Linked DNA regions of Mus musculus: region 2 is linked to region 1. The links are chromatin loops, found by intact Hi-C in ENCODE. Cell type or tissue: heart. All regions are shown on one strand. Links, peaks and the distances in the headings refer to the core of each region. The heading gives the core; the rest is flanking DNA.

Evidence for each region. Peaks named below come from ENCODE experiments on the same cell type or tissue, not always from the same donor. Only the 100,000 strongest peaks of a DNase experiment are listed, where the experiment ranks them.
Region 2: it touches region 1 in a loop (2.6-fold over the local background); 1 of 42 quality-filtered maps calls a loop at or near these places.

The regions. Positions count from the first base shown.
Region 1 is chr2:84,712,687-84,718,065 of GRCm38, reverse strand. It overlaps Zdhhc5 (zinc finger, DHHC domain containing 5), which reads left to right and starts at 2,902. Exons shown (of 12, transcript NM_144887.4): 1 at 2,902-3,083. In heart, for the core only: no CTCF peak of the experiment used is centred there; DNase peaks (open chromatin) are centred at 2,365 and 2,705; H3K4me3 peaks cover 3,202 bases; H3K27ac peaks cover 3,111 bases.
Region 2 is chr2:84,476,632-84,482,010 of GRCm38, reverse strand. It overlaps a transcript of Tfpi not described here. Among named protein-coding and RNA genes, the nearest start is that of Tfpi, 5.1 kb to the right of the region's middle. In heart, for the core only: CTCF peaks have their summits at 2,700 (motif pointing right) and 5,185; no DNase peak of the experiment used is centred there; H3K4me3 peaks cover 436 bases; H3K27ac peaks cover 1,480 bases.

The DNA of each region.
Region 1 (5,379 bases), core at 188-5,187:
TAATGACACTAGAGAAAAAGCGTTAGGTATTATTTGATATATTTGTCAAAGTAATTTATTTCAAATATGATGATCTGGATAATTAATACATTGTTTTAGTCTTCATTTTACTCTGGACTATTTTTCAGAAGTCATCTTATTAAAAAAAGAAAAATGGAATCCTTGTTATGCCTTGGTGTCTTTGCTCCTTTGTGGGTTCTTTTTTGCCACCTTCATTCCCCACCCCTCCCACCCCCCAGTTTCACCTCCTATCACTAGATAGGATAGAAAGGACAGAGAGAGAGAGAGAATCTTAATTTCTTTTTTCTTTCGTTTCTTCTTTGAGCACTACTACTAACAAACCACAACCTGAATGACCAACAACCACCAATACCAGGGCGCTAGCATTTATATACCCTCTGAAAAGTTCCTAGAATTCCAAACATCACACAATCACAGAAACTGTCTGGAGCTGGCAAAACCATGCCTCTGATAATGCACTGGGCAGTCAGTCAGCTGCTGGAGAGAGTCCAAAGCAGCACCTTATTCCTACATCTGGAATTAAAAGGAAAACACAGTCTTATATTTTTGTGTTTTTTAAAGAAACCAAAATCCAGCAGGGCGCGGTAGCAGAGGCAGGCAGATTTCTGAGTTTGGGGCCAGCCTGGTCTACAAAGTGAGTTCCAGGACAGCCAAGAGTATACAGAGAAACCCTGTCTCAACCCTCCCCACCCTCCAAAAAAAAAGAAACCAAAATCTAAAATTGTCACTATATCTTGGGACAGTGATTATGCTTCTGCTAGTGCTCATCCAGCTAAAATTAGGCTGACAATCCAGTAGTCTAATGTCCCTAGTGACCCTGAGGTATTCAGTACCTCTGGTTGGATGATGGAACCCTTTTTCCATTTAGTATGCTCTGGCCAAAAGACATGATGATTCACACAGGTCTTTGTAGAAAAATTGGGTTGGCAGGATGGGTCAGTGGGTGAAAGGACTTCCTAGGCGTGACTGACAACTTGAGCTCCTATCTGTAAGCCAAGAGAGAACCAACACCCAAAAGCTGCCTGAACTCTGTCTGCCTTCTCTCTCTCTCTCTCTCTCTCTCTCTCTCTCTCTCTCTCTCTCTCTCTGTCTCAAACAAATAGTTTTCCTATTTAAAAAGGTAGGAAAATCAAGAATGCTTCACTTGTTAAGTAGAGAAAATAAAGCTTTAAAATCCTAGAGAAATAAATGAAATTTGACCCATCTTAAGGAAACATTATTTTATAGGCAGAATATACTTGATAGGGTAAATGTTGTACCTCCAAATAATACTTTAAAATTATTCATAATGCTGAAGATTTTTAAAAATTCTCTCCTTAGACCGCTCTATTGGCCGTGCTACCTACTTCCTCCATGTGTGATGTGTGAGCCACAGCCCAGGCCATACCACCATTCTGCCATGGTCTGAGAATTTACCCCACAGACGTCTTCGCCAACGGATTTTTCAAAATAAAGTTCCACTCCTTAAAACATGTATGCTCGTAACGGTTCCAATAAACGCTGCATTTAAGCCAGTAGTAAAAATGATAAGGGATAAGACTAGAGTCTAAAGAAAAAAGGGTAGATTTTTTTTTTTCTTTTCTTTAACTGGATGCCTAAGGCTGAAGTGTCAAAGTTAAATCAGTAACATTTGAAGTGAAGTCAAGGAAACAATGACAGGACTTGGAAATAACCCTGAACGAGACCTTCGCTTCAGGGAAGCGGCTCGGGGATATCTTTTTGAAGGGCTGTTATGTAACAGAGCTCCTTTACAAATGAGAGGTGGCCTGAAGCTGTAAGAGGAGAGCCCTATGGCAAAGCCACCGGGTCCACAGCCGTCTCGGCTTAATTAGGGCAAAATGTAGTGCCGCGATCTTCGGAGAGTTAGCCAGCAGCTCGCCAGGGACAGGAGCTATTCTAGAAAGACTTTTCTTTTCAGCCTGCTTTCTCAAATTGGGTGAGGTCAGGGCGCCCATTCCTCGTGTAGTCGTGGAGGTGTCTACGCCTCGCACCGCGCACTCCCAGTGCTTCACTCCATCGGCAAGCACTGTAAATCTAGGGATAGCAGCCGAGCTCCTTCATCTAACCCAGCCTTGGACAGAACCCTCTCCTCAGACTGTTCAATGGGCCGTGCGCCTCCTTCCTCCATAGGTGAGGCCATACCACCACTCAGGAATTCTGCCACGGTCTGAGAATTTACCCCACTGACGCTTTCGCCAACGGATTGTTTTAAATAAAGTTTCAGTCCTTAAAGAAAAAAAAAAAAAAAAAAAGTGTGTGTGTTGGAGGGGCTGCCCGACCGAATCCTCACACCAATGAATGAAGAGGCAAGGAAGGAAGCCGGAAAGGCTTAACGGTGATTGGCTATCGTAGATGCTTTTCAGGACTGTACCAGGCCAACTCGGAGGAGGCTGGTGAACTAAGAAAGGGCATCTGCTTGTTTTTGAGCACTTCCGGTACATACGTAGAATTTTTTTTGCTTAAAAGTTTTTCTTGACTACACTACAAATGGGAAAGCGGACAAAATAAGAGAAAGATCTCGCCAGACCAGTTCCTCGTCCCCAAACCGGCGCAGTTCGCCATGTCCCCTCTCCCGACCATCCAGCCAGACACGACGGCCAGGCGCGCGCGCTCCCGTGTCACTACGTGTTTGCGGCGCCGTGCCCCTGCAGCCAATCAGAAGGCGAGGTCGCCGCGGTCGCCCGCGGTCGCGCGCACGCTCTAGAGCGCCGTGGGGGCGGGGGTTAGGGGGTGAATGGAAGAGTGAACGGGGGCGGGCTCGGCGGCGCGAGCCGCATGAATGAGAAGAACGTGCCCCGCGAGAGACGTCGCCCGCGCCCGCGCCCGCGCCCGGGAGCCAATGGGAACGTCGTGAGGCTACAGACCGGAGGCTGAGGGCAGCGGCCGCGCGCCGGCCGCACAGAGGCGAGCGTCGGCCGTCGGGAGCGCGCGGCGGCGGGGCGGGCGTGGAGCGTGCGGGGGCCGCGCGCTGCCTCTCAGAGGCCAGACGGCACTGCTGGGAGGCGGCGGCGACAACGACGGCGGTGACAACGACGGCGGCGGTGACGGGCGCCGCGCCGGGGGTGAGTACCGGGGACGCTGGCCCCTGCGGAACCGGAAGTGCTGGGCTAGTGAGGTGGGAGGGGAGAGTGACCTCTAGGGAAGGGGGACCGCGGAGGGGAGGAGGTTAAGGCCCTACCCCTCCTCGGGCTGTACGGGCCCCGAAACGGACGCCCGCAGACTAAGAGAGCCGCGGCCGCCCGCCGGGGCTTGGACCCGGTTGGTGCCCGGCTGCCCAGTTGCGGAGCCGCCGCCCCTTCCTTCCCCGGCCCGCGGTTCTCTCAGCTCCGGCGGGCCCTGCGCGCGGTGGATTCCGTGTTTTCTGGGCCAGGGGTAGTCAGTCCTGCCCCCGGTGATGACTCCCACTGCTCCAGCTGCCGGCCGGGGACTGTACTCCTTTTACCGCTCCGCGGTTCAGGCCCCTCGCCCTACACTCCACTGGTCCTTATTTTGGTTAGAGCTTCGTCCTGTGGTTACCTGTTCTTTCTCCCATCCATCGGCTGCTTCTCCCTACCCCCCACCAGCCAGGTGCTCCATGCTTTTATGCTTTTAGTACTTTGTACTTTATTTTACAAGTAGGGCTTGAATGTATCTGACAGTATTTTATCACTAGCCGTCTATTCCTGGGGAAGTTTAAAGTTCCTTAACCAGTTGGCCAAATGAAACCACTAAAACGAGAAACAAGAAAGTGACTAAAGTTATTAGAAGTAGTCGTAGAATAGATACATGTTACATTGCAGACCATTTTTGTCCTCTTGGGTTTACTTCCTGGTTAATGCCATCTTGTCCAGGATAATCTTAGGTTAGATCTCCATCCTTTTATCCCAGTGTGAGCCTGCTTTGTATCAGACAGATCTGTCCGGTGCTCATGAATGCATACAAATTCATCTAGTGTTTGTAAGAATTCTATCGCCAGGTACTTGGGCACCTACGTCGATCTGTAATAATACTCTTTTTAAACTTCTTCTTGGATCTTTCCTTCATAGCATGTATTCATTCTTCTATATGACATCTCCATTTCTATATATTCAAATTTAGTGTTCTGTGCTATAAGGTTTGGTTATTTTAACAAATAATACATGTGCTGTCCACTGCACTGCTCCAAAGGAACTACTTATATCAAACCTTATGAAAGTCTTCAAACTACACATCTTGAATTGTTTGTTGTTGTTTTGAGACAGGATCTCTGTACATAACTGTTGCTGCCCTGGAATTCACTTTGTAAGACCAAGCTGATTTCTAACTCAGAGTTCTGACTTCCTGTGCCTCCCAAGTGCTGGGATTGAGGTCGAGAGCTACCACACCTGGCTCTGTATTGTTTGTTTTATACATACATATTTTCACTCAGTGATTTTTTTCCCCCTCAGTCAGCATGTGTCACGAACATTCTTGTCCACTTTAGTGATACTGTTGTGGATACACCAGCTTGTGACTGATGAACCACACTCGCCTTTCCGGTTTCGTCCCTTCTCTTTCTGCACCACATTCCTTTGATAAGACTTGGTGTGTTGATATTTATACCCAATAAATTATTTTATCTTGTCCCTTCTAATATCTATCTTAACATTTCAGACGATGGTCTCATTTATATTTCAGTATGCGGTTCCATAATTGCATGTACTGTACCGTGGCAGAATTAGTCTGTGTGGCTTTCGTCCTGTAGTAAATGTGACCTGCAATAGTATAGGATTCACTTTACGTAATAGTTAGGTAATTTTCCTTTTATCTTTGGAGTTTTGAGGGAAACGGTTCCTTTAATAATACTGTCTACAAATCAAATTTGCTTGTTCCAGTTGATAAAGATATTTAGGCCTAAAGTCAGGAAACAGAAATAAGCATAAAATCAGGACTAAATAGGATCTGGTTTTTAGTTGGACCATAGAAACTTAATGGAATCTTTGGGCCTTCTTTCTAATGTTACTTAACCCTCCCCCCTCCCTCCCTCCTTCCCCCCTCTCTCCCATCTTATTTATTTATTAAATTTTTCTTTTGGGACAAAGTCTTACTATGTAGCCCTTGCTGGCCTGGAAGCTATGCATACCAGGATGGCTTGGAGAGATCCACCTGCCTCTGCTTTTCTTTTTCTTTCTTTCTTTCTTTCTTTCTTTTTTTTTTTTTTTTTTTTCCCCAAGACAGGGTTTCTCTGTATAGCTCTGGCTGTCCTGGAACTCATTCTGTAGACCAGGTTGACCTCGAATTCTAGAAATCCGCCTGCCTCTTCCTTCCAAGCGCTGGGATTAAAGGTGTGCGCCACCACGCCTGGCTCTGCCTCTGTTTCTTGAGTGCGGAGATTAAAGGCATTCACCACCACAACCGAGT
Region 2 (5,379 bases), core at 236-5,235, 240 kb after region 1:
ATTCATCGTCGTTTTAAGCATGCACCAGCTCAAAAAGTCCCAGCGTCTGATCTCATGATTTATTTTTTATACAGGTTTAAACACAGTAAAACTTTGGAGAAAATCTCCACGTGACAATTATCACAACAAAGCTTCAGGGATGGCTACTTGGAAACTCCCTTGCAAAGTAGCAAAGCACCTGCGACCTTCACAATAAATCATGAGGATAGATTCTATTGATGCAGGATGCAAAGTTCATGAGACCTTTTTATAAAGAGTGTTCTCTTCACTGAGAGAATCAGCATTGGGGCCTAAACGATACTCAGGATTTGGTGGTTGTGGTGGGGACCCTGGACCCTGCTATGGGTTTCAAATTCTCCATTCCAAAGTACCCAGCTAGGCTCCATTTAGTTAACTTCATACCTAGCTCATTTGTTCAACTCTCATCCAAATTTGGCCTCAATATACACTGGACAACTGGCTACTGCTGGCCCAAAGCCTTTCGATTTCTAATACCTAAACTGATTAGGATAATTCCACAAGACAGAAGAACGCTACCGTGGCTTGAGGCACCTCCCCCATCCAACATACAGTTCACTTTAATCTTACTCAAGGCTCTGGCTTACAAACACGCTCAGGACTTGCATGCCTTCCATCTTGGCTGGTGACTTGGGCTCACTTTGGAGTAAATAACAACTGTGTGGCCTGTAGGCATCTTGGTCAATGAAACAAAGAAATAAAAAGGTAGCGAAAGGACATGTCTGCTCCTAGGGACAGCGGTGCAGAAAGCTTATTACAGATATGTGGGAGAGCATAGACAGGCAGACACACCTGGGAGAGTCTAGAGTGGTCATGATCTTGAACCATGTGGGGAGAAGCAGAGGGGAAGAGAGTGAAGGGAACCAAGTGAGGTAGCCAGTAGGCTAAAAGAACAGGAGGAGCAAAAGAGGTAAACAAAATGTCTGGATTATACAGGAAAGAGGCTCTGGGGGGAAGGGCAGCCCAGCCCCCCTGGGCTGGAGAGCTCAGGGTAGAAGACAGGATCTTCCAGCTGTACCCTCTAACAGGTAGGGACTCAGAGATGCTCAAAGAACCTGGAGGCCAGGTATGCTTTGATATGTTAAATAGACCCCTCAGTTTCTGGTCTTGGGCTTGAAACTTAACAAGATCCTAACAACTATATGGCTTGTCTGGTGATCTCATCAGGATGGAAGCACCAACTTGGATTAAGGTGACTAAAAAAGTATCCCTCTGCTTATCACTGTATTCCATTTTTAGACTAAAGAAGCAATACCAGGCTACTAAGATGGTTTGTTTTAAAACTGGATCATATAAGAACTATGATGGCTATATCTTTGTCAAGCTTAAGCTATTTTAGATGAGTCATATTAAAAAAAAAAAACTAGAATTTTGTAAAAAGTGAATTTTAAACGATCAGGAAAATGAAGTTCCCAGTTTCTGTGGATTATATTTATGGGTTAAAGTTTACTTTGATCTTTAAAAGATCATTAACTCAAGAATTACAATTTTAAGGGTCAAACTTAACAGGAATCCAACAATTATAAAATCCTGGTCTGATAAAAGAGTTACTCACTTATTGTAAATTGTTAAAGATAACTAAGGTATACAAGTTAATGGTTAGTCATGCTAAGTACAAATGCAATTTATATGGAAGCAAGCTTGGAGGTAAACATTAAAGCAATATATTCCAGGAAATTGTTGACAACTAAAATTATACTTGAGCAGCAACAAAAAAAATCTGTAATAGTTCTGTTTTGCAAAATTGTGGTTCTCAACTTAACCCATCTCTTGATTGATTTATGCTCAAGGTTTTGTGTGTGTGTTTGTGTGTGTGTGATAATCTTAATAGTTTTAGTAATTATACATGCCACTTTTGAAATCTCTATTTGTAGTTCAATAACCATTGCTGGGACTGGTAATTAAAAAAGCATAAAATCAGTCCTCAGCTTGGTGGTGATAGCGCATGCCTTTAAGATTAAGTTAGACTAATCATTTAGTTAAAAAAATAAATAAATTAAGCTGGGTGGTGATGGCACATGCCTTTAATCTCAGCACTTGGGAGGAAGAGGCAGGCAGATCTCTGAGTTGAGAGGCCAGCTTGGTCTACAGAATGAGTTCCAGGGCAGACAAGGCTACACAGAGAAACCTTGACTTGAAAACAAAATGAAACAAAACAAAACAAACAAACAAACCCAACCAATCAACCAACCAACCAACCATATTTAGGTTGCGACTTCTCTAGGGCAAAATGCTTTTGGGAATCAGAAATAGCATTATTTTTTAAAGTGAAAAAATTTATTAAAGTTAGCATAGCTAAGTATAGCATAGTATGTGGGGGTTTAGGTGGGTCTATATACCCCTTTTTATAAAAAAAATGCCATTTAAGTATTTGATAGTGACATTCCATGATAGATTGGCCCTGTAGATTGTAAGGGAATCCGGTAATACGATTAATAGTTCATAAATTGTAAAATTCCTTAAAGCATTTGCTAGCATAAGCAGGACCATGGTCAGATTTTAGTTGTAATGGGAGTCCTAGAAAGAAGAAGGTGTATCTGAGATTGTTTCACCCCATGACCAGAAGCAAAAATCATATTAGAAAAGATATTTCACTTGTTACATCAACATATTTGGGATGTCAAAATTCTGAGATATGAAAGATATTTGTGAAATGGCATTAGGTTTTACCGTTGAGATAAAATTCCACCAGCAGATGGCAGTGGTGTAGAAGAAGCTATGAGAATTTTGGACACCCCAAAAAGAAAGTAAGAGGACTAAGGAGGACGCCATCTCATCCCAGGCTGAAACCTGGCAGATGTTAACAAGTCTGGCAGATTAGAATGAGCACGAACATGAGTTGTGAATAAAGGTTGGGTTTACTGTTGTATACACACACCTGGAGCAAGAGAAATGACATTGATAGTGGGTTGGGTTTAAGTCTTGCAGTTTCTAAAAGAGAAACAACCATGCAGAGCCAGTTAACATATTTAGTGGCTGAGAAGCATATAATACAAGCTGATTGATTATGGTGAGTTCAGACTGTTAAGGGTACAGTCAGTGGTGGGTACAATCTTTTTTGTGGATGATGTAGAATTCATAAATAAACATATGCTCCTTGTCCTTTTGAAGAGCCATATATAAAAGCATTAATAAGAAATCTCTATAAGATTATTAGAGGTAGAACTTTAGGTCATTTGCATGGGTTTAAAGAAAAGATTTTAAAATACCTTAAAAGGTGATCTTTGGGATAATGATTATCTATAAGTCCTGTGTAATAAGCTAATGCTACCTGCCAATTATTATCAGCATGAGACAAACAATCAGCCTGCATTTTATTTTGTGGCATTATAATTTGTATAGGCTCTTTAGCAGTAAGTTGTTTAAGACACTTCCTTCCCATCATTATCAAGTGTATAATTTCTTGTAAATAAGGAATTAGATTCAAACATGAGAGTTGCGGAGATTTAAGTCACGTGTAAATTTCTATAAAATTGATGTGCAATCCTAATAGGTAATGAGAAGGAAGGATAAGTGATTGATAAGGAAGGGAGAGATTAGGTCCATGAGCTACCACTTTAGCAGCTGCATCTTTAAATAAATTAGTAATGTGTTCTGCATCAGGTGTTATGTTAACGGACCTGTTTTATAATGCTTTCCAGGTGCTTGCTCAGTATGTAGGAGTCTTCTGTAATAAACAGCTAACTACAGATACCTTTGCCTTCTCCTGAGCGCTGGTACATGGTCCAGCTGTCATACAACTGCATTTAACCTTATGCCAACTTTATGCTTAACATTATTTAACTCATATTAATCTTGACGTAAAAGTTTTCCTCATATAACTTTGTTCGTTAATGTTCCGCACAAAGTTGTACAGTTTTTACCTCCTGCGTTATGTTCTGGATCTTTGCCAGCTGTTAAGTTATATCATGGCCCCTCAGATGGACCTTCTTCTTTGGTGACACCTTACATGCTGGTCCCTTCTTTGCTCTTCTGTCAGCCTTGAAGCAGTTACTAAGAGATCGATGCCCCCAAGCCCTTCAAAGCAGTTTAGGTGACCTCGAAAAAGGGACTAATGGGCCATGGGTCATCCCTCCAAGTCATACCTCTTTTTGACACTCTGGACATTGTTTTTTGGACTCAGAACAAAAACAGCTGAATGAAGCCTTCTTGTGTCCACTAACCTCGGTGTCTCACCAGCTCAGGTTTCCTTAAGTCTTTCAGGACCAGCTTGACTCCTGGACTGCTGTCGTGATCCAAAGCTGAAGAGGACTAGAGGTGACTACTGCAGTGGGATTTGTGCTCTCTTTGGTGGGCACACTGCTTTTAGGCCAACACATCCCAATTGGTTTGAGATGGGGCCTAGAGCCAGGGACCAGAAACAATTCAAGCACAGGCCTCCTGTGTGCGGGCTCTGGCTCCTCCTCTCTGGCCCTTCACTGGATCTCAGCTTTCCTCTTTGTTACCCTCACACTTATGTCTTTACCTTGCCTTTTAAATATTATATTTACTGAACTTCTCCCTATACCCAAACAAAGTGGCCCACGGAAGTTTTCCCAATAGCTCTCACTCTACAACAGCTCCATCTGTTTCTGATACATCAACAAAAAGACCTTTTGTGTGCTGTGGAGAAACTCTAAGTAAAAGAGGCCTTCCTCCCTTTCATCGTAGGCCAGACACAATTCCCTACATTCGTCTGTTGTTTTCTTCTGTTCCCTTCCTTTGATTCTCTGTAGCTCTCTGCCACTTTGGACAGCTCATTTTGGTGCAACAGTTGTGGCAGTGGGACCAGTCACTGTTACCCTCCTGAATGCACTCTATGGCCACTTTCTCCCACTGGTCCACTCTGTCTCTCTCACCTCAGCTCCTCCCTACTCCTCAATCTTCCTGGAAAACCCTTCGGTTTTACTTTGTAACCAAAATAGTCTGTTTACAGTCCTCTAATAATAATTTTTCAGGTCTCTTCAGGAATGTAGGATGAATTCAAATGTTCCATTGCGGCTGATCAAGTTAAGACTCTCTGCTTCGTGACCAGAGAGGCAGTCCCTCTTCAATGGACCTTGAACCAACCACTCCAGCAACACCCTCCTCAGCAAAAAACAGCTACAACCCCCCTGCCCTGCATTTTTTATACCGTCTCAGAGTTTACAATGATAGTTTCCTGCTGAAAGACTACACTTCCCAGCTTCCCTTGTGGACAATGGAAGTCATTTCCGCCCCTATAAGGGGCCTCATCCTATCTTCTTCTGAAGGCATTTTGGCCATCTGCACACGTGAGTGATAAAGTCCTTCCTCGCTGTGAATAAACATGGTCCCTCCTAAGGTCAGACCAAGCCTATCTGTCTTTCCTTCTTCCATCTCTCTACAGCTGCTTTAAATAAT